2 separate regions of the Homo sapiens genome follow, and region 1 is linked to region 2. A link is a loop called in an ENCODE intact Hi-C map of the cell type or tissue named here. Cell type or tissue: chondrocyte. All regions are shown on one strand. Links, peaks and the distances in the headings refer to the core of each region. The heading gives the core; the rest is flanking DNA.

Evidence for each region. A loop is a pair of places that touch in the nucleus more often than their neighbours do. Peaks named below come from ENCODE experiments on the same cell type or tissue, not always from the same donor. Only the 100,000 strongest peaks of a DNase experiment are listed, where the experiment ranks them.
Region 1: it touches region 2 in a loop (4-fold over the local background); 4 of 110 quality-filtered maps call a loop at or near these places.

The regions. Positions count from the first base shown.
Region 1 is chr5:157,143,821-157,159,052 of GRCh38, forward strand. No RefSeq gene overlaps it. Among named protein-coding and RNA genes, the nearest start is that of MED7, 8.6 kb to the left of the region's middle. In chondrocyte, for the core only: CTCF peaks have their summits at 5,219 (motif pointing right) and 5,421; no DNase peak of the experiment used is centred there.
Region 2 is chr5:157,710,593-157,725,824 of GRCh38, forward strand. It overlaps LOC105377676 (a long non-coding RNA gene), which reads left to right. Exons shown (of 3, transcript XR_941129.3): 3 at 405-533. Among named protein-coding and RNA genes, the nearest start is that of THG1L, 13 kb to the right of the region's middle. In chondrocyte, for the core only: a CTCF peak has its summit at 8,086; no DNase peak of the experiment used is centred there.

The sequences.
Region 1 (15,232 bases), core at 1,713-9,712, 570 kb before region 2:
TCCTCATTTTACTCCATCTGTCAGCAGCATTTGGCACATTTGATTAATGGATTGCCCCAGGACTCAGTTCTCCAACCACTTCTCAGTCAGATATCAGCTGGATGATTACATGCAGGCCCTGGAACACCGTTTCCTCTGCACTTCAGACCCTCATATCCAGTGGTGACAGACATCTTTCCCCAGTTGCACTTTACTCAATTGCAAATGTTCAATCGAAGGAATCACCTTTTTCTCCTTTCTCACATACCCCACCGAAACTACCATACCAGCCTTTTGCATTAGATCTATTTAAAAATAAGTAAATAAAGTTCCAAATATGACTGACCACCGTTCCCACTGCTATGGTCCTATGCCATGCCACCATTATCTCTCACCTGGACTTCTTTGATTTTTTGTCCTCCCTTAGTCTATTTACCACACCTTCTTAAAATATAAGACCGGTCTTATCACTCCTCTATTCAAAATCCTCCAAGGCTTTCTATGACTTTTAGAATAAAATCTGACATCCTTCCCCTGGCCTATATCACAGGCCCTACAAAATTGCCAAGTACATCCCGGCCTTGGGGCCAATGCATTTGCCTGGAACTCTTTGCACAGATATTGACACGTCTCATTTCCTTCTTTCCTTTTTTTTTTTTTTTTTTTTTTTTTTTTTTTTGAGACGAAGTCTTGCTCTGTCACCCAGGCTGGAGTGCAGTGGCCCAATCTCGGCTCACTGCAAGCTCCACCTCCCAGGTTCACGCCATTCTCCTGCCTCAGCCTCCCCAGCAGCTGGGACTAGAGGCACACGCCATCACGCCCAGCTAATTTTTTTGTATTTTTAGTAGAGACGGGGTTTCACCGTGTTAGCCAGGATGGTCTGAATCTCCTGACCTCGTGATCCGCCCGCCTCGGCCTCCCAAAGTGCTGGGATTATAGGCGTGAGCCACCGCGCCCGGCTTCATTTCCTCAATTCATTCAGGTTTCTGGTCAAATGTGACTTCAAAGAGTTCTTCTGGGGTTACACTACTCTATGCAAAATAGCGCATCCCTAATCTTTCTCTTGGGAGATGCCCCTGAAACCCTTACTATGTATTATCTTTTTTTCATAGAACCTCTCATCATCTGAAATCATCTTACATAGTATATTTATGTATTTTATTGCCTTTCTTATCCATCAAAAATATCAGGTTTATGAGCATGGGACCTTTGTTTCATTTACTGCTGTTGTGTTTGAACCTACATACAACGGTGCCTGAAATTGGCAAATACTCAATAAGTGTTTATTGAATAAGAAACAAAATGAATACAATCATCACTTTCAAATAAATTCATAGCGTGGCTTTGGTGGTTATACCACAGTCTCTTTAGCCAGATCCTCATTGTGTTAAATTATTTTTCTCCAAATTTGATCCAGTGTAACTACACAGGATGATGAGATCCCAGTACATATATGTTTGTGCATGTGTCCAATTTTGTTCTTTGAAATAAATTTCTAGAAATAGAATTACTGGGCCCAAAGGGGCAGTGTCTTAACAGTTAGTAGCAGAATCAAGGCTAGAATCTTGGACTCTTGACTATCAATCTAGTGTTCTTTCCAATAAACTTCAAATGAATAATGGATATGAAGTCCATATCATGAGAAGGGCTAGTGACAATATGATGTGTGTTAAACATTTAATTATATGACTATATTGGCAAAATCTCAATGGAAAGCTTATTACTTAAAGATGCCTACTACAGCTTAACAAGGAATATGCTCGTTGAATAAATCTGTATATTGTGTGTCTGTTGTGCCGGCACTGGTCTAGAAGGCTAAAAAGACAGACAAAAGCCAGTGGGGCCTTTGAAAAAAGTGTTCTTTCTAGAAGGTGTTCTAGAGAGACACAGACAAGAAGTATACAAACAAGTAAAAACTTCGAATAGTGGTAAGGGCTATGGGGGAAAGTATAATACAGATTAATGTGATAGTGACGTGGGTTGGGGAATAGCTACTTTACACAGGGTGGTCAGGGTAGCCTCTCACAGAAGGTTAACTTTGGAAACAAAATATGAAGGAGTGAATTCTGCAGAGATCTGGGAGACAGCAAATGCAAAGAGCGTGGGGCTGCCATGATCTTTCTGAATTAGAGAGAGGAAGGCAGCCTGTGTGCTCCATAGCTAGTGAGCAAAGAAAGAAAGAGCAGGGGAGATGAAATGGGCAAAGACACACGGTAACCGACTTCTTGCCTCCCTTAGGATCTTGGCACATTATAAAAAACATCGCTGTCATTTGAACCTAAATTACAAGCAGAAATTTTTAGTTTCCACCCTATTGATTTTTTAAAATGTAGATTTATTGAGGGATACTTTACATAGAATAAAATTAACTCTAGGTGAATAGTTATAAGAGTTTTGATAAATACATACTGACATAAAACCACTACCACCCGGATTAAGATGTAGAATATTTCATCACCCCAAACAACTTTTTTTTATTTCAATTCCTTCCCTTTATCCCCATCCTCTAGTAACCACTGATCTGATCCCTGTTCATATAGTTTTACCTTTTGCAGAATGTCATATAAATGAAATTAGAAAGTATGTAGTTTTTGGTGTCTGGTTCCTTTCACTTAGCATAATACTTTTGAAGTCCATCAATGTTGTTCAATGTATAATACTTTGTTCCTTTTTACAGATAAGGAATATTCCATTGTATGAATATACTGTAATTCATGTATCCATTCACTGGTTAATAGACATTTGGGTTATTTCAGTTTGAGGTGATTCTTAACAAAGATACTATAAACATTCCCATGCAAGTCAATTGTATGGACATATGTTTTCATTTCTTTTGGATAACAACATAGTGACAAAATTGCTGGACATTATAATAATTATATGTTTAACTATATGAGAAACTACCAAGCAGTTTTCTAAAGAGGCTGCTTATTTTTCATTTCTCAGCAATCTATCGGAGGTATAGTTGCCCTCAATCTGCAAATTGGTGTTATCCTTTTAATTTTTACTTTTTGCTATTCTAATATCTGTATAATGATTTTAATTTGCATTTCCTTAGTATTGGGTATCTTTCATGTGTTTACTGGCCATGTATATCTTTTCTTTGGCGAACTGTCTGTTCAAAATTTTTGCCCATTTTTTAAATTGGCATGTTTTCTTACTATTGAATTGTAAGGGTGCACACACACAAATACACACAAGATATAAGTCCTTGATAAGATATGTCTTTTACAAATATTTTCTCCTAGTCTGTGGTTAATCATTTCATTTTTTAAGTGTCTTTCAGCAAGCAGAGTTTTTTTATTTTGATGATGACAAGTTTATCAATTATTTTATTTTATGGCTCATACTTTTTGTGTCCTTTCCAAGAATCTTTGCCTAACTCAAAGTCAAAGATTTTTCCTCTGTTTTCTTCTACAAGTTTTCTAATTTTAAGTTTTACGTTTAGGTCTATGATCCTTTTGGGGTTAATTTTTGTATTTGATGCCCAGTAAGGGTCAAAACTCCTTTTATTTGTTTATTTATGCTTATAGAAGTCGAATTGTTACAGCAACTTGTTGATTTTGTTGGCCTTACTACCTCTGTCATTGGTAGGCAGGTTTATAGATAGTAATCCCTGAGCGTCTGTTAGTCAGTTACATTGTATCTTTGGCTTGCTGATCAGCCCGGCAGAATCATTGGAAGATAGCAAGTAAAAATTTTTATCTCCAAGCTGGGCATGGTGGCATGCACCTGGGGTCCCAGTTACTTGGGAGGCTGAGGTAGGAGGATTGCTTGAGCTGATATAGCGCCACTGTACTCCAACCTGAGCAACAGAGTGAAACTCTGCCAAAAAAAAAAACGGAAAAAAAAAGGCTGGGCATGGTGGCTCACGCCTGTAATCCCAACACTTTGGGAGGCCGAGGCAGGCACATCACCTGAGGTCAGGAATTCGACACCAGCCTGACCAACATGGAGAAACCTCTACTAAAAATACAAAATTAGCCAGGCATGGTGGCACACGCCTGTAATCCCAGCTACTCAGGAGACTGAGGCAGGAGAATCACTTGAACCCGGGAGGCAAAGTTTGCAGTGAGCCAAGATCGCACAATTGTCCTCCAGCCTGGGCAACAAGAGTGAAACTCCGTCTCAAAAAAAAAAAAAAAAGAAAAGAAAAGAAAAGAAAAATTTCATCTCCAGTCCCTGTTTCTTCCTGATTTTTATAAGCTCATATACTGTATATGGTTTTAACGATGCACTTTTTTTTTTTTTCTTTCTGGAGACAAGCTCTTACTGTGTCACCCAGGCTGCAGTGCAATGGTGTGATCTCGGCTCACTGCAGCCTCTGCCTCTCAGGTTCAAGTGATTCTCCTGCCTCAGCCTCCTGAGTAGCTGGGACTATAGATGCACACCATCACGCCCAGCTAATTTTTTTACTTTTATAGAAACGGGGTTTCACCATGTTGTCCAGGCTGGTCTTGAACTCCTCACTTCAGGTGATCCACCTGTAGCAGGAAGAGCCGCAGACAAAACTCCTCAGACACCGGATTAAAGAAGGAAGAGGTTATTTATTCAGCCAGGAGCGTCGGCAGACTTGTGTCTTAGGAGCCAAGCTCCCCGAAAAAGAAATTCTCGGCCTTTTTAAAGACTTACAACTTTAAGGGGTCCATGTGAAAGAGTCGTAATACATCAAGCAAGCGTGGGAAACGTGACTGGGGGCTACATGCATCAGCTAACAGAACAAAAAGTTTTACAATGCTTTTTTCATGCAGTGTCTGGAATTTACAGATAACACAAGTAGTTTAGGTCAGGGGTTGATGTTATTGTTACTTTTTTTAACTCCTAGGGCTGGGTGGTGTTGCCAAGGTTGTCTGGCTATTTATCTTACTTTTGTTTTTTTCCAACTTTTTGCTTTTTCTCTCTTTCCTCCTGTCTTGTGAACTAGGCAAGGTGAGGGGAGGAAGGCAGCAGGAGTAGTAGTGGTCTCCTGCCTTATACCCACCTTGACCTCCCGAAGTGTTGGGATTACAGGCATGAGCCACCGTCCCCGGCCTTAATGATGCACTTTGGATGAGAGTCATTGCTAATGTATTTTTTTTCTGCAGTCTGCAGTATAGTTTCAATTCCTAATCACTATTTTTTTGTTGTTGTTACTTCATGGCTGCTAATGACCTTATCACTAAAACGTCAACAATCCAGATCTGTGTGCAGCACATGGGTGGGGAGAGTGCTTGTGGTTTGCTTTGCCTACAGCATTTTTTCTTACCAGCAGGGGGAGCAGCAACCTTGGCATTTGGAAATAATCCCCAGCTTAAACTTTTCTATGGGAAAGATTTGTGTCTTGCATATTGGGTCCTCCTGAGTTGTTACTTGCAGGCTGAAGAACCTAAAATGAATTTGTAATCCTACAAAAAGGCAGGTAAGCCCTTTTGAATTTGTTGTAGCTGTTACTATTAAAATCTACATTTACCTTATGTGGAATTTCACCAGAGGAAAAAAATAGCCATGCCATCATCATACCTGTTCTTTGAATTATCACAAAATATACCCATTACGGCCGGGCACGGTGGCTCACGCTTGTAATCCCAGCAGTTTGGGAGGCTGAGGTAAGTGGATCACCTAAGATCAGGAGTTGGAGACCAGCCTGGCCAACATGGCGAAACCCTGTCTCTACTAAAAGTACAAAAATTAGCCAGGCGTGGCTGTGTGTGCCTGTAATCCCAGCTACTCGGGAGCCCGAGGCAGGAGAATCGCTTGAACCCAGGAGGCAGAAGTTGCAGTGAGCTGAGATTGCAGCATTGCACTCCAGCCTGGGCAACAGAGCAAGACTCCGTCTCAACAACAACAAAAAATAACTGTTTTATTGATTTATTGATTGATTGATTTTCTATACACTCCCTAAAGGATCTGGGCTCTGTCCGATCCATTTAAGTTCCCGCTTTAAGATCCATCTCAAAGATGGTCTTCTCCAAAAGGTTTCTCTCAGTTCACCCAAATAAAAATTACCTCTCACCAACTCAAAGCCTCTTTCCTTTACTTCTTACAGCACTCCTCTAGCTGAAGTTGTAATTATGCGCCTGTTTTATTTCTATGGCTGTAGCTAAGTTCCTGACTTATCTGGGCATCCCCTTAACAATCCCTGGAATTACCTCACACATGGCCAATGTTGAATATATTTTTGTTCAAAGACAGATTTGAGCAAAAGCAAAAGAAAGAAGAAAAAAAATCTCCTGAATGGTGTGTGTACAAATGTGAACTACCTGCTTTCAGTGTAGCTTCATATCAGGATCAAGACTAAGTGGAGGTGTGTAAGGAACACGCCTCATGCACAAAATTAAGGAGGAGCAAACTCAGTAATCAAGATAAATAATATCGGCTGGGCGCGGTGGCTTACGCCTGTAATCCCAGCCCTTTGGGAGGCTCACGCAGGAGAATTGCTTGAACCTGGGAGGCGGGGGTTGCGGTGAACTGAGATCGCACCATTGCACTCCAGCCTGGGCAACAAGAGCAAAACTCCGTCTCAAAAAAAAAAAAAAGATAAATAATATCTTAACACAATATTTTAAATTAAAAAATTAAGGGAAAAACTCATGATCTACAAAATATTACAATTTCTTTTCAGCTCTCGCAACTTCCACCTCCTTGGTTCAAGTGATTCTCCTGCTTCAGCCTCTCGAGTAGCTAGAATTACAGGCATGCGCCACCATTCCCGACTAATTTTGTATTTTTAGTAGAGACGGGGTTTCTCCATGTTGGTCAGGCTGGTCTCGAACTCCCAACCTCAGGTGATCCGCCTGCCTCGGCCTCCCAAAGTGCTGGGATTACAAGTATGAGCCACCACTCCCAGCCAAAATATTACAGTTTAAATAAAGACAGGATTAGTAGTTCACATACCACCATTTAGAGAAGAGAGGTTTTTCATGAAACTGTAAAAGGCCAGAATTATTTTCCCGAGGGTATGGGTGGTAGTGCCCTCTTAGACAGGATTTTAAAGTTTAATGATGCATTTATTCACCCCCAATATATATATTATATATCATATATATTTTAATATAGATTTGTAATGTATATTAAAATATACATTACAAAAATACAATATATTTATATATTATATAAATTATATATTATGTATTATATATTTTATATTATATATAATGTATTTATATAATTATATATTCTGTATTTTTATATATTATATATCTTTGGCGAATGGATGTATTTATTAGGAAATAAATATTTTGAGAAAGGGTCTCACTCTGTCGCCCAGGCTGTAGTGCAGTGGCAGGATCTCAGCTCACTGCAACCTCTGCCTCCCAGGCTCAAGTGATTCTCCTACCTCAGCCTCCCGAGTAGCTGTGACTACTGGCATGTGCCAACACGCCCAGCTATTTGGATATTTCTTGTAGAGACAGGGTTTTGCCATGTTCCCCAGGGTGGCATTCACCCAATATTTATTGCTCACTTACTACATGCCAGCTACTTTCCTAGGTGCTGCAGTCACAGTGGCCCAAACCATGGCAAGTCCAGGTGCTACTTCCCTACAGTTATCTGGGAAAGTCTTTACCCACTTGATTCCACCCTGCTTCAGGTCCAAGATGAACTTCTCTTAGAACCTGGGCTTCTGACAGAGACAGATTTTATGAATTCTGACCCCTGTGGGTTTCTTTACCCCATTCAGTCTCCAGTCTATGTATTGCACAGAATTTGACTATCTTCCTTCTAGTCTCCTTTCCTTTGTCTCCTTATCATCTTCCACCACCTCTGACACCTGAGTCCCAGTTTGTCTTCCAACATGTGTTAACCTGAGAATCCCCCCAAATCAATCAGGGTAAAGCAGAATGGAAAAGAGTCTGGCCTGAGATTCCATAGACCTGATTTCAACCAGTCAGATAGGTAACCTCAAGCAAGACACATTATTCTCAGTAAAGTGAGAATCTCAGGTCAAACCAGTGGCCTCCAAGTCACGGAAATGCATTCCAGGTGTCCCCTGAGGCAAAGGGGAGCCAAGCTGGTGGGGCTTCAGGCTGCCCACTCTACCCCTACTTTCAGCCAGAGGACCCTCACCTTCATCTCTTTTGTTTACTAAGTTCCATTTATGATTTTATATTTTTAATTTTTTAAAAAGAACAATATGTGCAAAAGTTTGACAAACACTGAATCATATAATCTCCAAATTTCTTTGAGATTTGATATTGATTAGTACTGTTATTATCTCCCTATGTATTTATTGTTGATTACATACAAATTAGAGAAAGCAATCTCACAGATTTCAAAGCGCATTTGAAGAGTCATGTCTGATGAGGGAACAAAACTTTTCTTCCAAGGGGTTAAAAAGATGCCCTGTAATTCCACAACCAGTCTACCTTCTTCCCTTTTCCTATAATTAAAAACTTTTTTTTTTTTTTTGAAATGGAGTCTCGCTCTGTCACCCAGGCTGGAGAGCAATGGCACGATCTCAGCTTCTGGATTCAAGCAATTCTTCTGCCTCAGCTTCCCAAGTAGCTGGGATTACAGGTGCCTGCCACCACACCCAGCTAATTTTTGTATTTTTAGTAGAGATGGGATTTCACCATGTTGGCCAGGCTGGTCTCGAACTCCTGACCTCACATGATCCTCCCACCTTGGCCTCCCAAAGTACTGGGTTTATATGCATGAGCCACCATGCCCAGCCAATAAAAACATACTTATAATAGAGACGGGGTTTTATCACGTTGCCCAGGCTAGCCTTGAACTCCTGGACTCAAGGGATCTGCCCACCTCAGCCTTCCAAAGTGCTGGGATTACAGGCGTGAGCCACCGTGCCCAGCCAACCACTCTACTTTACTTTTTAAATAGACTATTCTTTAGAGCAGTTTTAGGTTAACAGCAAAGCTGAGTGGAAAGTATAAAGAGTTCCTATATACCCGCTCCCCCCACACACTCACAGCCTCCACTGTCATCGACATCCTGCACCAGAGTGGTTCATTTGATTTTGATGAGCTGACATTGACGCATCATTAGTACCTGAAGTCCATAGTTCACACTGGTCTTCACTCTTGGTGTTATACACTATGGGTTTGACAATATATGATGACACGTATTCACCATTATGGTACCATAGACAAAGTTTCACTGCCATAAAAATCCCTTGTGCTCTGGCATGTCCTCCCTCTCACCAAACCCCTGGATATCATTATCTTTTGTTTGTTTGGGAGTTTTTTGTTTGTTTTGTTTTATTTCATGTTTTAGATTCATAGTCTCACTCTGTTGCCCAGGCAGTGGCACAATCATAGTTCACTGTAGCCTCAAACTCCTGGGCTCAAGCATTCTCCTACCTCCTTCTCCTGGGTAACTGAGACTACAGGTGTGCACCGTCATTCGTGGGTAACTTTAAAATATTTATTATTATTTTTTGAGACAGGGTCTTACTATTTCACCCAGGCTGAAGTGCGGTGGTGTGATCATGCCTCACTGCAGCCCCAACATCTCAGGCTCTGATGATCCTCCCACCTCAGCTTCCTGAGTAGCTGGAAGTCAGGAGTTTGAGACCCACCTGGCCAATATGGTGAAACCCCCTGTCTCTACTAAAATTTAAAAAATTAGCTGTGCATGGTGGCACATGCCTGTAATCCCAGCTACTCGGGAGGCTGAGGCAGGAGAATCACTTGAACCCAAGAGGCGGAGGTTGCAGTGAGCTGAGATCACGCCACTACACTCCAGCCTGGGGAACACATTGAGACTCTGTCTCAAAAAAAAAAAAAAAAAAAAAAAAACTACCAGACTGTTTTCCTCATTGGCTTTCTTTACATGCCCACTAGAAATGTGTGGGTGGTATAGTTTCTCTGGTTTTACATCATAATTTGGTGTTGTTCCTTATTTATTATTTTTGTTTTAATCATTCTAATATGGTTATAGTATTATCTATATGTGTATAGTATTAAACCATTGTGGTTTTAATGTGCATTTCCCTAATGACTAATGATGCTGAATATTTTCTCATGGGCTTATGTACTATCTGTATATCCTCTGATAAAAATTTGATATCTTTTCCCCATTTTCTAATTGGACTGTTTGTTTTTTTTAATGTTGAATTTTGAGAGTTCCTTATATATTCTACATACTAGTCCTTTGTGGAATATAAAGTTTGCAAATATTTGCTCCAGTTTTTAGCTTGTTTTTATTCTTTTCCCCGGGTCATTCATAGAGTGAAAGTTTTTAATTTTGAAGGAGTCTAGTTTATCAATATTTCCCTTTACTAGTTATACTTTTGGTGTTGAGTTTAATAACTCTTTTCCTAGTCCTAGTTCCCAAAGATTATCCCCCATGTTTCTTTCCTAAAAGTTTTATAGTTTTCTGTTTTTTAAAGTAAGTCAGTGATCTATTTTGAGTTCATTTTTTTAAATAAGGTGTGAGCCTAGGCCAGGTGCAGTGGCTGACGCCTGCAATCCCAGCACTTTGGGAGGCTGAGATGGGCAGATCACCTGAGGTCAGGAGTTCGAGACCAGCCTGGCCCACATGGCAAAACCCCATCTCTACTAAAAATACAAAAATTGGCCAGGTGTGGTGGCGCATGCTTGTAGTCTCAGCTACTCAGAAGGCTTAGGTGGGAGGATTGCTTGAGCCTGAGAGATTGACGTTTATGTGAGCCAAGATTGTGCCACTGCACTCCAGCCTGGGTGACAGAGCAAGACCCTGTCTCAAACAAAAAAAAAAAAAAAAGAAAGAAATAAAAAGAAAAAAACCCCTTTGTCTTTTCTAGAAAGTGTATGCATACAGTGCTAGTTCCTTTACTTACCTGTATCCCACACGTTTTGATATGATTTCTATTTCTATTTTATTTCTGGAGTCTCACTCTGTTGCCCAGCCTGGAGTACAGCGGCATAATCATAGCTCATTGCTACTTTGAAATCCTAGGCTCAAGCAAACCTCTTGTCTCAACCTCCCAAAGTGCTGGAATTATAGACATGAGCCACTGTGCCCTGCCAATTCAATGTAATTTTTATTTCCCTTAAGACTACCATTTTGACCCTCTTTGACCTCTTAGATTCTAACAACACAGTTCTAAGTGGAGATTTTCCTGTTACCTTTCTGTTATTGATTTCTAGTTTGATTCCACTGTGGTCAGAAAACACATTATATTATTTCAATTCTTTTAAAGTTGTTGAAGTTTCTTTTATGGCCCAGGATGTTGTCCTGATCTTGGTATACGTTCTGTGGTATCTTGATGAGAATGTGTATTCTGCTGTTGTTGAATGGAGTGTTCTATTAATTTTGATTAAATCTTGTTAGTTGATAGTGTTACTGATGTCTTCTGTATACTTACCAATTCTCTGTTTAATTGTTCTTTAAATTTTTGAGAGAGGGGTGTGGAGGTCTCAAACTACAAATTTGGTTTTGTTTATTACTTTCGGTTCTACCAGTTCTTACTATACATATTTTGCAGCTCTTATAATTGGTTGAAACACTTTTAGAATTGCTATGTCTTCTTGTTCCCTTTAATATCCTTTTTGTCATTATGCCACTCTGTGGTAATTTTCTCTGCTCTTCAGTCTATCTTATATTAATATAGCTATTTCTGGTTCACTTTGATTAATGTTTTTGTAATGTATCTTTCTTCATTGTTTTACTTTCAAAATGCCTATGTCGTTATATTTGTAGGGAGCTTTTGTTGACAGCATGTAGTTAGGTCATGCTTTTTTGTTCACTCTGCCAATGTCTTTTAATTGGTGTATTTAGACCATTTACATTTAACGTGATTATTAATATGTCAGGGCTTATGTATGCCATTTTATTTTTCGCTTTATGTTCTCTGTGTTTTTGTTTCTATTTTATTTTCCTGCTTTCCTGTGGTTTACTTGAGCAGTTTTTGAAATTCTGTTCTGGTTTATCTATAGTGTTTTTGAGTATATCTTCTTTTTAGCTTTTTTAGTGATTGCTGTAGGTATTCTATTATGTATACATAACTTTTTTACAATCTATCGCGTCATTTTACTAGTTTGAGTGAAATATGGAAAACTTACCTCCCTTTCTATCCCTTTACTCTCCCACATTTATAATATAGTGGCCTTAGATACTTCCTTTACAAAATTTTAATCCCATCAGACAGCTTAAACTGTCAAACATAACTTAGAAAATGCAAGAGAAGAAAAATCTACTGTGTTTTCCCATATTTTTGCTTACCATGTTCTTTCTTCTTTATCTTCCACAATCTCTCCCTACTTTTTATAAATCATTTCCTTACTGTTTACAGAACTTCCTTTAGCCATTCTTGTAGGATAGGCGTACTGATGACAAATTTTGTTTTCCTTCAACTGATGATGTCTTGATTTTCCCATTATTCTTGAAGTATTAATTTGCTGGGATGGGATTCTGGGTTTTCAACTCTTTTCTTTCAGCACATGAAAAACAATGTGCCACTTACTTCTGTTTTCCATGGTTTCTGATAAGAAATCCACTGTCATTTGAGTTGTTTTCCCCTGTAGATATTACACCATTTTTCTGTAGCTACTTAAACAAAAAAAATTTTTTTTTTTTTTTTTTTTTTGCGACAGGGTGTTTCTCTGTTTCACAGGCTGGTGTGCAGTGGTACGATCACAGTTCATTGCAGCCTCAGCCTCCCAGGCTCAAGCAGTCCTCCCAACTCAGCCTCCTGCGTAGCTGGGACTACAAGTGTGAACCACCATGCCTAGCTAATTTAAAAAAAAAAAATTTAGAAACGGGTTCTCCCTATGTTGCCCAGGCTGTTCTCAAACTCCTGGGCTCAAGTGATCTTCCCACCTTGGCAACATTTTTTGTTTGTTTGTTTTCAGAATTTAATTGTGCTTTGTCTTAGCATGGATTTCTCTGAGTTCACCCTATTTGGTGTTATTTCACCTTCTTCAATCTGTAGATTTATGTCTTTTGCCAAATTTGACGGCTTTCAATCACTATTTCTTCAAACTTACCCCTTCTTCTCTCTTTCTAGGACTCCAGTGACACAACGTTAGATCTTTTGTTATAGTCCCACAAGGCCTTGAGGCTTTATTTTTCTTCTAATCACTATTTTCTATGTTGTTTAGATTGGGTAGTTTCTATTATCCTCTTTCAGTTCACTGATTTTTTTCTCTTCTCCTCCATTCTGCAGTTCAGCCCAACCACTGAGCTTTTTTCTTCAGCTATTATAGTTTTAGTTCTAAAATTTTCATTTGGTTCTTCTTTTTCATCTTCTTTTTCTTTGTTGAAGTTTTTTTATTCTTTGCTGAGGATTTCTATTTCTTTCATTTGTTCCAAGCACATTCCTAACTCCGTTTTCATGGACGCCTTAAAATTTTTATGATATTAACTTAACATCTCTGTCTTTTTGATATTGTCACCTATAGTTTGTCTCTTTTCATTCCATTTTGAATTTTCCTATTTCTTGGTGTGACTCGTGATTTTTGGTTTAAGTCTGGACATTTATTCATTGGGAGACTCTGAATCTTATTTAAATTTACTTTCAACAGGCTTCTTATGACTCTACTCCAGCAGGAGATGGGGAGGGGGTGTGCCACCTCGTTACTTCTATAGCAGTTCAGGTTCCCTACTTGGCCCCCAGGGTGGACTTACCATGACTACTGGGCAAGGGTGGGAGTTCCAACTCCCCATATGGACACCACTAGCACAGGGAAGAGGAGGGAAGGGCTTCATTACCAGCTATCAGGAGTGAAAGTCAAAGTCCAAGCTCCTTCCTTGGCATTCTCTGATACTACACACTTGGGGTATAGGAGGCCTCGTTATAGCCTCATGAGGATGTTAATCTCAACTCCAACTCAGCCTTTGCTGTCATGAGTGAGGGTGGGGCCACAGCTTTTTTTTTTTTTTTCTTTTCTGTGATGTTTGGCTGAAGTTTGTGTTTGTGTAAAAGTTTTCTGCTTTTCTTGGCTGCCCCTGTCCTGGCCCTTTATTTATTTATTTTATTTATTTATTTATTTATTTTTTCCTGATCATATTTTTTGTTGGGATTTTTTTGGTATAGGTGGTTCCAGCTTCTTCACCTCCAGGTTGTGGAATATATGAGGCAAAAATTAACCAAACAAACATAAAACCCAGGGAAATAACCAGCATGTTGTTCCTCAGTTCCTGAAGTTCCTAGCTTTCTTTCCACCTTTCAAGTCTTCTGCTGTTTGTTTTATATGTAATGTTCAAAATCTTTAGTTGTACTGATCAGGAGGAACAGAGAAAAACACGTCTACTCCAACTTTCTGGAAGCAGTAAGAAGTGAATTATCGAAGCAATCAATTAAATATTTGTTTCCTTTTTTATCTCTACATGTTTTGAATTTTCTAAAATAGACCAATTAATTTGGCAGTAAGCAAATATACCTAGTTTTAAAATTATTTAAATTCAAAATTGTATATGCTACGTTATATCCTTCCTGGCTATCATCAACACTTTTCATAAGGTTAGTGAAGTCTCAAGGAGGTGACCCCAGCGCATTACACTGACATAGTGTTGTAAGTTGTGTTCTTTGTGAAGCGGATTTTGAGACAGAGTTTTGTGGGAAGGATGTTTGTTAAGGAGTGCTCTTAGGACCAGCACCTGTGGAAGGGAAAAGGGTGGAAGTAGGAGTACACAGGGAAGGAAGGTGAATTTTGATGCAGGCTCCTCAGGAAGCTCTGGAACTAGAATAGCCCTTCAGACTTGGTCTGTATTGGGCTGACAGCCAGACTTTCATACTCTGCATCACTCAGTTCTTGATGTGGGCTCTGGAAAGAGCATCACATTGGGTGAAAGAAATCTCTGCAACTGGCACAATTTCCAAACTCACTGCCAGCTGAAACTTGTCTGCCGGCAGCATTCTCAGCAACTGAGGACACAAGTCCTTCATTGAAGGAGGGTCTTGATAGTGCATCACCACGTATACCCCACATGGATATTTCTTTTTTTTTTTTTTTCTTTGAGACAGAGTACCGCTCTGCCACCCAGGCTGGAGTGCAATGGCCGATCTTGGTCACTGCAACCTCCACCTCCCAGGTTCAAGAGATTCTACTGCCTCAGCCTCCTGAGTAGCTGGGATTACAGGCATGCACCACCTGCCTGGCTAATTTTTGTATTTTTAGTAGAGACAGTGTTTCACCATGTTGGCCAGGCTGGTCTCGAACTCCTTACCTCAGGTGATCCGCCAGCCTCAGCCTCCGAAAGTGCTGGGATTACAGCCATGAGCCACAGCACCCAGCCATCACATGGACATTTCTAATGGGAACATGTCTTTCAAAACATCTCCTGTAATCTCATTTTATAGATCCTGCAGCAAAAGACAGGAATTACATAAGGACAC
Region 2 (15,232 bases), core at 4,393-12,392:
GAAGACATGTGGGTTATGCTTATATAGATATATACATAACGTTACTCTATCTAGGTTCTGATTTATACTACATTTACTCATCCTGAGATTCTATATTTACAGAATTGTTCTTTACAAATATAGTAACTTAAAAACGAAGGTAACTTTTGGATTATATCCATAATGAGTCAAATCCAATAGGCCAGGAGTTGCTGAAATTTTGCCTAAAAATGTGTACACAGGCAGTAATCTTCAAAAACAAAATATCATGGATAAAAAAGATTTCTTTTTCAACCTAAGAAAGCAGGTTGAAAAAAGGAAGGAGAAAAAGGTTTCCTTAAATAGTGTAAATATGTCAGTGATGTGATGTTGCTCAGTCTTTGAAATTCTTTGAATTCTCTTCCTAATTTAACGTTTCTTCACAGACTACTATGCAACAGAAGAAAACTATGCCTGAAATATCTACAGGAGAAATTCTGTGTATGAGTGTTTAAGGAACCTCTTTTGTTACTCAAGTAACCAGAATGAGTAATAAAAATCAAGCATGAGTAGTAGTATTTGTCATGCACTTTTTTTTCTATTGCTAAAATGAAAGCTATCATTGAACTCAGATTAGGAAATAATTCTTCCCAAGCAAAAAAAAAATCATGAATTATTTATTAGATTTTCTTCTACCGTTAATTTTTAATGCATGGGAATGACTAATAGTATAAGCCAAATCAGAAAGTCAATTCACATTCCAGATTCCATTTTTAGATGGGCATGAAGAATTCAAATTCTTTTATTCGATAAGCCAGCCCAGTCACTGGAAAAAATTAAACTGAAATATCTGCCTGCATCAATCTCTCTACCAACGTATGACCCTTTCAGGACCAAATGATTATGGGCCACTCTATATGCAGCCCTATAACTCATAGCTATGTAGTGAAATTTACACTTCAGTGAATATGATTCTGTCTCTGTATCAATAATAATATCTTTATATTATATCAAGATGTCTTAATACCTTGCCTTTTCTAAAAAGTATTAGAGTTCTTTGTGATATAGGGCCTCAAAACATTTTATGGACACCAAATTCTATTCTATTCTTTTCTTTCTCTTTCTTTCTTTCTCTTTCTTTTTCCTTTCTTTTCTTCTGTCTTTTTTTCTTCTTTATCCACCTCTTCCTTTTAATCGGTATTGCATCTGAAATAACAAAATAAATTCTCAGTAGCCTAGCCACCTCCAGGTTTTCTTCACCTTTGTTTATGTTTCAAACCACAGCCGGATTCTTTTCTTTTCTCTCTTTTTTTTGCTGGGGGGGACAGAGTTTCCCTCTGTCGCCCAGGCTGCAGTGCAGTGGTGCAATCTCGGCTCACTGCAGCCTCCGCCTCCCAGGTTCAAGCGATTCTCTGCCTCAGCCTCCCGAGTAGTTGGGATTAGAGGCATGTGCCACCACACCCAGCTAACTTTTGTATTTTCAGTGGAGACAGTGTTTCATCATGTTGGCCAGGCTGGTCTTGAACTCTTGGCCTCCCTCAAGTGATCCACCTGCCTCTGCCTCCCAAAGTGCTGAGATTACAGGCATGAGCCACCGCACCTGCTAACCAATCTTGAACACAAATACTAGAACATTTTTCTACCTGGGAAGCTGTGGGATCTGTTCAAGATTCTGGGTTTTTGTTTTTGGGTTTTTTTGTTTGTTTGTTTTCTTTTTTTTTGGAGGTGGGGAGAGAGAGAGGATCTCGCCACATTGTGCAGGCTAGTCTCAAACTCCTGGGTTCAAGCAATTTGTCCACCTCAACCTCCCAAAGTGTTGGGATTACAGGCATGAGCCACCGTGCCTAGCCATGCTCCAAGGAAATTGCTAACCAGTAAGAAAGGAGAACATGAGAGAACAGTTACTGGGAAAAATAAAGTTACTTTTTATTTATACTCCCCAATGAATTGAGACTTCCAACAAACCAGTTACATATACAAAAAAGAAAAACAAAAAAGGAATTTATCAGCTCAATTATTCAACAGATATTTATTGATTGCTTCCTTCGTGTCAGGCACTGTTCTAGGCATAAGGGATTCAGATTTGAAAAATATTAAGCAAAGTCCCCCTCTCCAGGAACTTATGAGTCCAGGGGTAGCACTGGCTCCAAGTGTGGTGCTCAATGTTATCACAGTTTTTTTCTCCCTCTGTCATATTTTCTTTCCTTTCTGTAAACTGAAATCTTGGGTGGTCTCTTCCCTTTTGAAGGCAACATGGCCACCAGTGTTAACAATTCTAATGGGAAGAGAGCCTGTCTTTCCTCGTCATCCTAGCAAAGGGCCAGACTGTCTCATTGACCTGGCTTGGGTCAGATCCACATCTCAGAACCTTACTGGCTAGGTCTCAGTCATTAGGAAGGCCACAAATATTTGTGCAGGTTGTTCATTGTAAAAAAGGACAAGCAGGGGCTGAAATCCAGCGAAGGCTGCATTCACCAAGCCTTTATCCTGGTGCAGGACTGTGTGTGACAGGAGAGAGGGATCTTTGTCCAGTTCACACTAGGACATGACAGTGTCTTGGCCGTGTGCTCACCCTGGAGCAACAGGTGAGGAGGGATTATCTCCACCTGGACTACATGGCCTGAAGGTGGGGAAAGGACAGTTGGGCTTCCCTGGTCCAAAGTCAGAAAAATGAAATGCTGGGCATGCAAAGACAACAGCTATCTACTTCATTCCTGACAGGCATGGAAAGGCAAGGTGGCAGAGTGGAGGGGACCTTGGATTTGGTGTCAAAAGGCCTAGGTTCTAATCCTAGTTTGGAAGGTTGTGGGACATTGGGCAAATCACTTAACTAATCCCCACAACATTTGTTTCCTTTCTTATAAAATGGAGAAAACTGTTGTCTTACCTGCCCTACAGACTCATTGAGAGAGGAAAAAAATGAATAACGTATGAGAATATGGTTTGGAATAAGTTTCTTATGTCCAGAAGGTATAATTATTATCAATGATATCCTCCTAGTCAGTACCTATGGACACAAAAGTTCTTTTTTTTTTTTTTTGTCTTTTGTCTATCTCTTCCATTTAATCAGTCCTGGATATCTGAAATATCAAAATGATTCTCAGTTGGCCCAGACACCTCACACATCATCCAGTGCCCTCACACTTTGAAGGTGCTCAATCAGTGTTTATTCATTGGCTGACCCATGATATAGAAATTCACACTACTCAGGGTTCCTTTCCAAAGTCTTATACAAGCAAAATGTTGTGGCAAAACATTCACCCAACATTACAATTCAAATATTCCAGAAACCTGTAAGCATGCTGTCTTATGATCTCATTATTGGGTCTCAATTTAAGTACTGCTTCCTCAGGGGAAACTTCATGGACTATCCCCAGCCACACCTGCCCCCAGCGCCAGGCCTCCAGCCTGATTCACAACACTTCACACAATTGTCATCAGGTCTGTCTTTCCCAACTGACCGTGTACCCCACCAGGCAGGCAGCATGGCTGTCTTGTTTGCTGTTGCGTGATAGCCTTGGTGCATGGTACATAGAAATAAATCAAGAAATACTTGTTAAATGAATGAGAACATTTGTGGAATTAAATGGAACAAGGTCAAGTGGGACTAGGCAACATACATTTAATTTCCTCTTTCTCTTTTCCTAACATCTTTTTCCAAGCCCTCCATCAACCACATCCTCTGACTTCTGGAACCCCTGTTAAGTAGAGAAAGAATGAGTAGTTAACTTGAACGTGTCCTTTTAAGGACACACAATCAATGACTCTTTAGAAATAAAATCCATTCACCCTGACCTATGTAAGCAATGCCTAAAAAATGCAGGACAAATATAATAATTATAACTCCCTGTAATCATAAACTTATTCTGGAATAATAGTTCTAAATTTTATACCCTTGTATATCCTGGTATGTCCTAATGCTTATATCTGCCTCAAAACCAAGACAGACCTAGGCAGTCATTCCTGGAATCACATACATTACTCCAAGCCAGAAATTAGATTAGAGTGGTTCAGAGGAGAAAGGAGATTTTAGACACAAATTATTCCTTCTTCTTTCCCCTCTTCACCATCCATTATGTAAATTTCATTTACATAATGCAGCTTTTAGCACAAACCAAATGAGTCAGCATCAAGTCAAATGAAAAATGACTTCTATGCCAAAGGAAATTATTTTTCTTTGTGTCAGCCTGCAGTGAGCAAGTGATCTTCTAAGTAACAGAAAATTTATAAAATAAAAATAGAGGTCCAGTTAGGTCATAAATACCTGTTGTGTGAAGATTTTTAATTTATTTTTAATTATGCTAAGATACACAGGATATAAAATTTACCATCTTAACCATTTTAAGTATACAATCCAGTAGTGTTAACTACATTCACATTGTTATGAACCAATCTGCAGAACCCTTTTCACCTTATAAAATAGAAACTCTGTACCCACCAAGTAACACCTCCCTATTCCCTTCTCCCCAACCCCTTGGCAACCACCATTGTACTTTCTGCCTCTATGAATTTGACTACTGTAGGCACCTCATATGAGTGCAATCACACAGCATTTGTCTTTTTGTGACTTGGTTATTTCATGGAGCATAATGTCCTCAAGATTCATTCATGTGGTAGCATGTGTCAGAATTTCATCCCTTGTTAAGGCTGAATAATATTTCATTGTGTATGCATACCACATCTTGCTTATTCACTCATCCATTAATAGACACTTAGGCTCCTTCTTCATTTTAGCTATTGTGAATAAAGCTGCTATGAACATGGCTGTACAAATATCTCTTTGAGACTGTGTTTTCAATTCTTTTGGCTATGTACCCAGAAGTGAAATTGCAGGACCAATGGTAATTCAATTTTTTGTTTGTTTGTTTGTTTGAGATGGAGTCTTGCCCTGGCGCCCAGGCTGGAATGCAGTGGTGCGATATTGGCTCACTGCCACCTTCGCCTCCCGGGTTCAAGCAATTCTCCTGCCCCAGCCTCCTGAGTAGCTGGGATTACAGGCATGCGCCACTGCACCCAGCTAATTTTTGTATTTTTAGTGGAGACGGAGTTTCACTATGTTTGTCAGGCTGGTCTCCAACTCTTGACCTCGTGATCTGCTGGCCTCGGCCTCCCAAAGCGCTGGGATTACAGACATGAGCCACCGCACCCAGCGGTTGTTTTTAATTTTTTTTTTTTAGAGATGGGATCTTGCTATATTGCCCAGGCTGGTCTTGAATTCCTGGGCTGAAGTAGTCTTCCACACACGACCTCCCAAAGCACTGGACTTACAGGTGTGAGCCACCATGCTCAGCCCTATATTTAATTTTTTGAGGAGCTGCTATACTGTTTTCCATAGCAGCTACACCATTTTATATTCCCTGTGTGCAGAATTTTACAAAAGGGTTTGTGAGTTTCAAAGAAATTTAGGGTTTACTTTTCCCCTTCAATAACATTCTTCCTGGGGATTCTCATGGTACTTTGTCTGTGGGAACTCTATGACACCCACCATGTTTTCCCTTGCAGTATAATCGTCTTATCTTCTCCACCTGTCAGAACCCTGAGAGTAGGTAGGATCTAGGTAGAATTCACCTGTAAAGACAGTGATCTGGATGAGTCTCCCAGCTTCCCTGGTTCCCATATATAGTACTGCAGGAAGTTATTGTATCTCTTGTAGGTATCTGATAAGTAAGGAGAATAATGCTTCTCAACAAGGCGGCTGAGAGGATGGGTCTAGAAAATGTATCCTGAGTGCTTAACACAGCACCAGGGACATAGCATGTGCTAACTATTTTATTGGAGCAGGAGAGTGTTGTGGCTAAAAGTGCAGACTTTTAATCCCTATAAGCCTCTGTTTGTTTTCTCATTTGTAAAATGGATTATTCTGAGGATGAAAAAGGATGACCTGTACAAGGTTTATGCAGCATCACATAGCAATTTGCGAGTGCTCAAAAAAATGGCAGTTATCTTTACCATAACCAGTTTCCTGATTCATCTTAGTTCAATATTGATCTATTATGTTTATTCTATCAGTTCATTCAAATATGCCCTGTCAAATCATTCTGGTTCATCCTTAACGGACATTTGGCAGATTTCCTAATCTTCCTGTCACTTTGATAATTTAAAGCTCAGTTTCTGCAGTCCAAATCTGTGATCTCAATTATTATTATTATTATTTTTCAGACAGAGACTTACCCTGTCTCTGTGCGGTGGCACCATCTCAGCTCACTGCAACCTCCACCTACCAAGCTCAAGGGATTCTCCTGCCTCAGCCTTGTCAAGGACAATCCTTGACCTTTCTTGGCTTGTAGATGCATCACTCCAGTCTCTGCTTCCTTCCTCAGGTGCCATTCTTCCTCTCTGTGTGTGTCTCTGTTTTCTTATAAGAAAACCAGTCATAGTGGGCTAAAGGCACATCCTAATGACCCCATTTTAATTGCTTACAGTAGCCAATAGGGCAAAGACCCTACTTCCACATAAAGTTACATCCACAGATATATGGGTTAGGACTTCAACATATTTTAGGAGAGTCACAATTCCACCCAGAACATGTAGAAAAGTTAAAAAAATATATAATGGATACCCATAAAACCACCACTAGATTCAATAGTTGTTAACAGTTTGCCACTTTTGCTTTTACTACCAATCTACTTTTTTACTGTTACTATCTCATCCCTAAATACTTCTTAGTGTGTCTCCTAAGATTAGTCTTTTACACACTACATTATCATACCTGTAAAATTTAAAATTCCCTAGTATCCACTAATAAAGAGTGGCAATAGATTATATTATTACTCAAAAGTATTCACTTTCCTCTTCTCTATGGGAAGATGACACACTCTTCCCCTATAATCTTAGCGCTTGGCCATATTGCTTCAGCAAACATATTGTGAGCAGCAAGATGCACATTGTGCGGTGTAGAAGCTTTTCTAATCATTTCCTGGGTTTTGGGGTAAGACACAGGGATCAAAACAGCTATCAGGAATATAACCATAGTCAACTGGCAGTACAAGTGACTTGAACAGGAAATAAACTTTTGTTTTACAAACCACTAAAACCTAGGGTTGTTTGTAATTGCAGATTTCCCCAGTGAATTTAGAGCTGTTTTTAATGGTTTTTAGGCCAGTATCCAGTCAAGAGTTTTGCATTGTATTTGGTTGTTATGTCTCTTAAATCTCTTATTCTGGAACAGTCCCCACTTACCTTTTCTATTTTTTTTTTTTTTTTTTTTTTTTTGAGACAGTGTTGCTCTGTTGGCCAGGCTGGAGTGCAGTGGCACAATCTTGGCTTGCTGCAAACTCTGCCTCCCAGGTTCAAGCAATTCTCCTCCCTCAGCCTCCTGAATAGCTGGGATTACAGATATGAGCCACCAAGCTGGCTAATTTTTATATTTTCAGTGGAGACAGGGTTTCCCCATCAAGGCCAGGCTTGTTTCCAACTCCTGGCCTCAAGTGATCCACCCGCCTTGGCCTCCCGAAGTGCTAGGATTACAGGCGTGAGCCACCATGCCCAGCCCTCCACTTACCTTTTCTTTCTTCCCTGTTTCTCCTCCTTTTTCATTTTCCTTTTTTCTCCTAGGACACATGTTCAAAGATATTGTTCTTCTTGATAAAATTTACTTTTGAAGAAGCCAAGTCAGTGATCTTACATAATACCCTGCATCCTGAATATGTCTGATTATGTTCTTTTGGCGTGTGTGTTTTTGTTTTGTTTTGTTTTTTTAAGATGGAGTTTTGCTCTTGTCACCCAGGCTGGAGTGCAATGGTGCTATCTTGGCTCACTGCAACCTCTGCCTCCTGGGTTCAAACGATTATCCTGCCTCAGCCTCCCAAGTAGCTAAGATTACAGGCACTATCAATACAATTGCAATACAATTGCAATCAATTATAGTTATTATTTTTATCAATGCCCAAATTATCGCATATTTGGCCAGTGGGAACCCCTTTAAGCTGGCTCATCTTTTTTGAGATACACTCATTAGTCTGAGCATTTCCTTCCTTTCTGGGACAACACAGTGTCCCAGGCTCGCCTAGAATTTCCTCTGCCACAATGTGGAGCCAGCCATTTCTTCAAGGAGTTTATTTTCATTTTCATGGGGAATGGTAATTTGAAGTTAAGATCTGGATGCTTACTGCTTCTGGAGTGTCATTTTATCTCCACCCAATGGACAGAGCTGGGAAATACACTTTATTTTTTTGAGACATTATCTGGATCTGTCGCCCAGGCTGGAGTGCAGTGGTGAGATCTCAACTCACTGCAAGCTCCTCCTCCCTGGTTCAACCGATTCTCATGCCTCAGTCTCCCGAGCAGCTGGGATTTACAAGCATGCCCCACTATGCCAGGCTAATTTTTGTATTTTTAGCTCAGAGTTTCACCACATTGGCCAGGATGGTCTCAATTTCCTGGCCTCAAGCAATCTGCCCGCCTTGGCCTCCCAAAGTGCTGAGGTTACAGGCATGAGCCGCCGCACTGGGCCTGGAAAATACATTTTTAAAAATCATGAATTCAGGGCCGGGCATAGTGGCTCACACCTGTAATCCCAGCGCTTTGGCATGCGGATAGCTTGAGCCCACAAGTTGGAGACCGGCCTGGTTAACATGGGGAAACCCTGTTTTTTCTTTCTTTCTTTTTTTTTTTTTTGCTTTTAAGGAGCGGAGAGTTTAATAGGTAAGAAGGAAGGGAGAAGACAGAAGAAAGAAGCTCCCCCATACAGAGACACAGGGATGGGGGCTCCAAAGCTGAAAGAGGAGGTCCCCACCTGGCAGGGACACCAGCCAGGTATATATGCAGAGGCTGGAGGTGGTGTTTGATTTGCACAGGGCTCAAGGGATTGGTTTGACTAGGCATGACATTCACGTAGCCTGTAAAAAAGCTGACCCTCCCACCCTAGCCTTTTAATATGCAAATGTAGGGCGCCATGATGTTCTACACTCCTGGGGATATTTGGAGGTGGCCATGTTGCCAGGAACATGTGGGGAAAGGGCAGGAAGGCCACAGGAATCTCCATGTTTGGGTGGGCCCACTTTCTAATGGTCAGTATTTGCATATCAAAGGTTGGTGGGCTGCTGCTAAGAGCCAGGGATTTAAGAGAAACTTTTCCAGAGATGCTTTAAAAAACAAAAGCTTCCCTTGGCCAGGCACGGTGGCTCACGCCTGTAATCCCAGCACTTTGGGAAGCCGAGGCGGGAGGATCACGAGGTCAGGAGATAGAGACCATCCTGGCTAACACAGTGAAACCCCGTCTTTACTAAAAATACAAAAAAAAAAAAAAAAAATTAGCCGGGTGTGGTGGTGGGCACCCGTAGTCCCAGCTACTCAGGAGGCTGGGCCAGGAGAATGGGGTGAACCTGAGAGGCGGAGCTTGCAGTGAGCCGAGATTGCGCCACTGCACTCCAGCCTGGGCAACAGAGTGAGACTCTGTCTCAAAAAAAAAAGAAAAAAAGAAAACTTCCCAAGGACCTCTCTTCCTACAACATTCCCCGCTATGGAGATGCCACACTAACTGCTGTTAGAGGGTTTTGGGTTATGGTTCTTTCTGGCTACTTTCTGCTGAAAAGGGGAGTCACATGGGGGAACAGCAGCTAGGGCTCCTCCTGGGGTGGATCTAAGGGTCCTCAGAAGAATGGCATCTCCATGTGTGTTTCAGTTTACAGCACCGTTTGGAGTTTGATTGCTTCTAGGTGAGAAGAAACAATTTGAGTTATAGTATTGAGTATATAGGCTCCAAATATCAATACAAGACATATAAGCAAGAGAGTGCTTAAAAAAGGGGTTAACCAATTCCATAAAGAAGACTGGAATTTATTAAAAAGGGATTGTAGCCACTCAGAGCTGAAGCTGTCATTTTTCCTGAGCCTGTCAATAATTATGATTTGATTTTTTTTTTTTCTGAGATGGAGTTTTGCTGTTGTTGCCCAGGCTGGAGTGCAATGGTGTGATCTCGGCTCACTGCAATCTACGCCTCCCGAGTTCAAACAATTCTCCTGCCTCAGCCTCCTGAGTAGCTGGGATTACAGGTGCGTGCCACCATGCCCGGCTAATTTTTTGTACTTTTAGTAGAAACAGGAATTCACCATGTTGGCCAGGCTGGTCTCGAACTCCTGACCTCAGGTCATCTGCCTGCCTCAGCCTCCCAAAGTGCTGGGATTACAGGCATGAGCTGCCATGCCCAGCTGATTTGATTTTTAAGTACCTGTAGATTTTCCTCTACTTTACTAGCGGTGTTAATCCAAAAGCAGCATGTTTCATTTAAAACTGCATTACTAAACCCCAAAAAAGGCCTAGCAGACTCAGTGATGGTAAAACTTTCATGCTTCCTTTTTGTCAACTATTATCCCTGCTATAAAGATAATAATTAAGCAAAATACTACAGCAATGGAAACTCTCTGTCCAATATTTCAGTTTAAAGATGCTACCATGGGAGGTCTGTTCCAAGATGGCTGAATAGGAACAGCTCTGGTCTGCAGCTCCCAGTGTGATTGACGCAGAAGACGAGTGATTTCCCACTAAGGTACCTGGTTCATCTCTTTGGGACTGGTTGGACAGTGGGTGCAGCCTACAGAGGGAGAGCCGAAGCAGGGTGGGGCGTCACCTCACATGGGAAGCAGAAGGGGTCAGGGGATTTCCCTTTCCTAGCCAAGGGAAGTCATGATAGACTGTACCTGGAAAAACAGGACACTCCCGCCCAAATACTGGGCTCTTCCCATGGTCTTAGCAGCTGGCAGACCAGGAGATTCTCTCCCGTGCCTGGCTCAGTGGGTCCCACCCCCATGGAGCCTTGCTCACTGCTAGCGCAGCAGTCTGAGATCCACCTGCCAGGCTGGAGCCTGGTGCAGGGAGGGGCGTCCGCTATTGCTGAGGCTTGAGTAGGTAAACAAAGTGGCCTGGATGCTCGAACTGGGTGGAGCCCACCACAGCTCAGCAAGGCCTACTGCCTCTATAGAACTCCACCTCTGTGGGCTGGGCATAGCTGAAAAAAAGGCAGCAGAAAATTCTTCAGACTTAAACATCCCTGTCTGACAGCTCTGAAGAGAGCAGTGGTTCTCCCAGCACAGTGTTTGAGTTCTGAGAACAGACAGACTGCCTCCTTGAATGGGTCCATGACGCCCATGTAGCCTAACTGGGAGACACCTCCCAGTAGGGGTCGACAGACTACTCATACAGGTGGGTGACCCTCTGGGACGAAGCTTCCAGAGGAAGGATCAGGCAGCAATATTTGCTGTTCTGTAATATTTGCTGTTCTGCAGCCTCCACTGGTGATATCCAGGCAAACAGGGTCTGGAGTGGCCCTCCAGCAAACTCCAACAGACCTACAGCTGAGGGACCTAACTGTTAGAAGGAAAACTAACAAACAGAAAGGAATAACATCAACATCAACAAAAAGGACATCCACACCAAAAACCCCATCTGTAGATCACCAACATCAAAGACCAAAGGTAGATAAAACCACAAAGATGGGGAGAAACCAGAGCAGAAAAGCTGAAAATTCTAAAACCAGAGTGCCTCTTCTCCTCCACAGGATCGCAGCTCCTTGCTAGCAATAGAACAAAGCTGGATGGAGAATGACTTTGATGAGTTGACAGAAGTAGGCTTCAGAAGGTCGGTAATAACAAACATCTCTGAGCTAAAGGAGCATGTTCTAATCCATTGCAAGGAAGCTAAAAACCTTGAAAAAAGGTTAGACAAATGGCTAACTAGAATAAACAGTGTAAAGAAGATATTAAATGACCTGATGGAGCTGGAAACCATGGCACGAGAACTTCGTGATGCATGCACAAGCTTCAATAGCTGATTCGATCAAGTGGAAGAAAAGATATCAGCGACTGAAGATCAAATTAATGAAATAAAGTGAGCATACAAGATTAGAGGAAAAAAGTAAAAAGAAATGTACAAAGCCTCTGAGAAATATGGGACTATGTGAAAAGACCAAATCCACGTTTGATTGGTGTACCTGAAAGTGATGGGGAGAATGGAACCAAGTTGGAAAACGCTCTTCAGGATATTATCCAGGAGAACTTCCCCAACCTAGCAAAGCAGGCCAACATTCAAATTCAGGAAATACGGAGAACAGCACAAAGATACTCCTCGAGAAGAACAACCCCAAGACACGTAATTGTCAGATTCACCAAGGTTGAAATGAAGGAAAAAATGTTAAGGGCAGCCAGAGAGAAAGGTCAGGTTACCCACAAAGGGAAGCCCATCAGATTAACAGCACATCTCTCAGCAGAAACCCTACAAGCCAGAAAAGAGTGGGGGCCAATATTCAACATTCTTAAAGAAAAGAATTTTCAACCCAGAATTTCATATCCAGCCAAACTAAGCTTCATAAGTGAAGGAGAAATAAAATCCTTTACAGACAAGCAAATGCTGAGAGATTTTGTCACCACTAGGCCTGCTTTACAAGAGCTCCTGAAGGAAACATTAAACATGGAAAGGAACAACTGGTACCAGCCACTGCAAAAACATGCCAAATTGTAAAGACCATCGATGCTATGAAGAAACTGCATCAATTAACAGGCAAAATAACCAGCTAACATAATAATGACAGGATCAAATTCACACATAACAATATTAACTTTAAATGTAAATGGGTTAAATGCCCCAATTAAAAGACACAGACTGGCAAATTGGATAAAGAGTCAAGACCCATCAGTGTGCTGTATTCAGGAGACCCATCTCACATGCAGAGACACACATAGGCTTGAAATAACGGGATGGAGAAAGATCTGCCAAGCAAATGGAAAGCAAAAAAAAGAAAAAAAGGGGGGGTTGCAATCCTAGTCTTTGATAAAACAGACTTTAAACCAACAAAGATCAAAAGACACAAAGAAGGCCATTACATAATGGTAAAGGGATCAATTCAACAAGAAGAGCTAACTATCCTAAATATATATGCACCCAATACAGGAGCACCCAGATTCATAAAGCAAGTCCTTAGAGACCTACAAAGAGACTTAGACTCCCACACAATAATAATGGGAGACTTTAACACCCCACTGTCAACATTAGACAGATCAACGAGATAGAAAGTTCACAAGGATATCCAGGAATTGAACTCAGCTCTGCACCAAGCAGATCTAATAGATATCTACAGAACTCTCCACCCCAAATCAACAGAATATACATTCTTCTCAGCACCACATTGCACTTATTCTAAAATTGACCACGTAATTGGAAGTAAAGCACTCCTCAGCAACTGTAAAAGAACAGAAATCACAACAAACTGTCTCTCGGATCACACTGCAATCAAATGAGAACTCAGGATTAAGAAACCCACTCAAAACCACACAGCTACATGGAAACTGAACAACCTGCTCCTGAATGACTACTGGGGACATAATGAAATGAAGGCAGAAATAAAGATGTTCTTTGAAACCAATGAGAACAAAGACACAACATACCAGAATCTCTGGGACACATTTAAAACAGTTTGTAGAGGGAAATTTATAGCACTAAATGCCCACAAGAGAAAGCAGGAAACATCTAAACCTGACACCCTAATATAACAATTAAAAGAACTAGAGAAGCAACAGCAAACACATTCAAAAGCTAGCAGAAGGCAAGAAATAACTAAGAGCAGAGCAGTACTGAAGGAGATAGAGACACAAAAAAACCTTCAAAAAATCCATGAATCCAGGAGCTGGTTTGTTGAAAAGATCAACGGAATTGATAGACCACTAGCAAGACTAATAAAGAAGAAAAGAGAGAAGAATCAAATAGACGCAATAAAAAATGATAAAGGGGATATCACCACTGATCCCACAGAAATACAAACTGTCATCAGAGAATACTATAAACACCTCTATGCAAATAAACTAGAAAATCTAGAAGAAATGGATAAATTCCTGGACACACACACCCTCCCAAGACTAAACCAGGAAGAAGTTGAATTCCTGAATAGACCAATAACAGGCTCTGAAATTGAGGCAACAATTAATAGCCACCAACCAAAAAAAGTCCAGGACAAGATGGATTCACAGCCGAATTCTACCAGAGATACAAAGAGGAGCTGGTACCAGTCCTTCTGAAACTAGTCCAATCAATAGAAAAAGAGGGAATCCTCCCTAACTCATTTTGTGAGGCCAGCATCATCCTGATACCAAAGCCTGGCAGAGACACAACAAAAAAGAGAATTTTAGACCAATATCCCTGATGAACATCGATGCAAAAATCCTCAATAAAATACTGGCAAACTGAATCCAGCAGCACATCAAAAAGCTTATCCACCACAATCAAGTCGGCTTCATCCCTGGGATGCAAGGCTGGTTCAACATATGCAAATCAATAAACGTAATCCAGCATATAAACAGAACCGAAGACAAAAACCACATGATTATCTCAATAGGTGCAGAAAAGGCCTTCAACAAACTCAACAGCCCTTCATGCTAAAAACTTTCAATAAACAACTCTCAATAAAAACTTTAAATAAACAAGGTATTGATGGAACGTATCTCAAAATAATAAGAGTTATTTATGACAAACCTACAGTCAATATCATACTGAGTGGGCAGAAACTGGAATCATTCCCTTTGAAACCAGTACAAGACAAGGATACCCTCTCTCACCACTCCTATTCAACATAGTGTTGGAAGTTCTGGCCAGGGCAATCAGGCACAAGAAAGAAATAAAGGGTATTCAATTAGGAAAAGAGGAAGTCAAATTGTCCGTTTGCAGATGACATGATTGTATATTTAGAAAACCCCATCGTCTCAGCCCTAAATCTCCTGAAGCTGATAAGCAAATTCAGCAAAGTCTCAGGATACAAAATCAATGTGTAAAAATCACAGGCATTCTTATACAACAATAACAGACAAAGAGCCAAATCATGAGTGAACTCCCATTCACAATTGCTGCAAAGACAATAAAATACCCAGGAATCCAATTTACAAGGGATGTGAAGGACTTCTTCAAGGAGAACTACAAACCACTGCCAAACGAAATAAAAGAGGACACAAACAAATGAAAGAACATTCCATGCCCATGGATAGGAAGAATATTGTGAAAATGGCCATACTGCCCAAGGTAATTTATAGATTCAATGCCATCCCCATCAAGCTACCAATGACTTTCTTCACAGAATTGGAAAAAAGTACTTTAAAGTTCATATGGAACCAAAAAAGAGCCTGCATAGCCAAGACAATCCTAAGCAAAAAGAATAAAGCTGGAGGCATCACGCTACCTGACTTCAAACTACACTACAAGGCTACAGTAACCAGAACAGCATGGTACTGGTACCAAAACAGATGTATAGACCAATGGAACAGAACAGAGCCCTCAGAAATAACACCACACATCTACA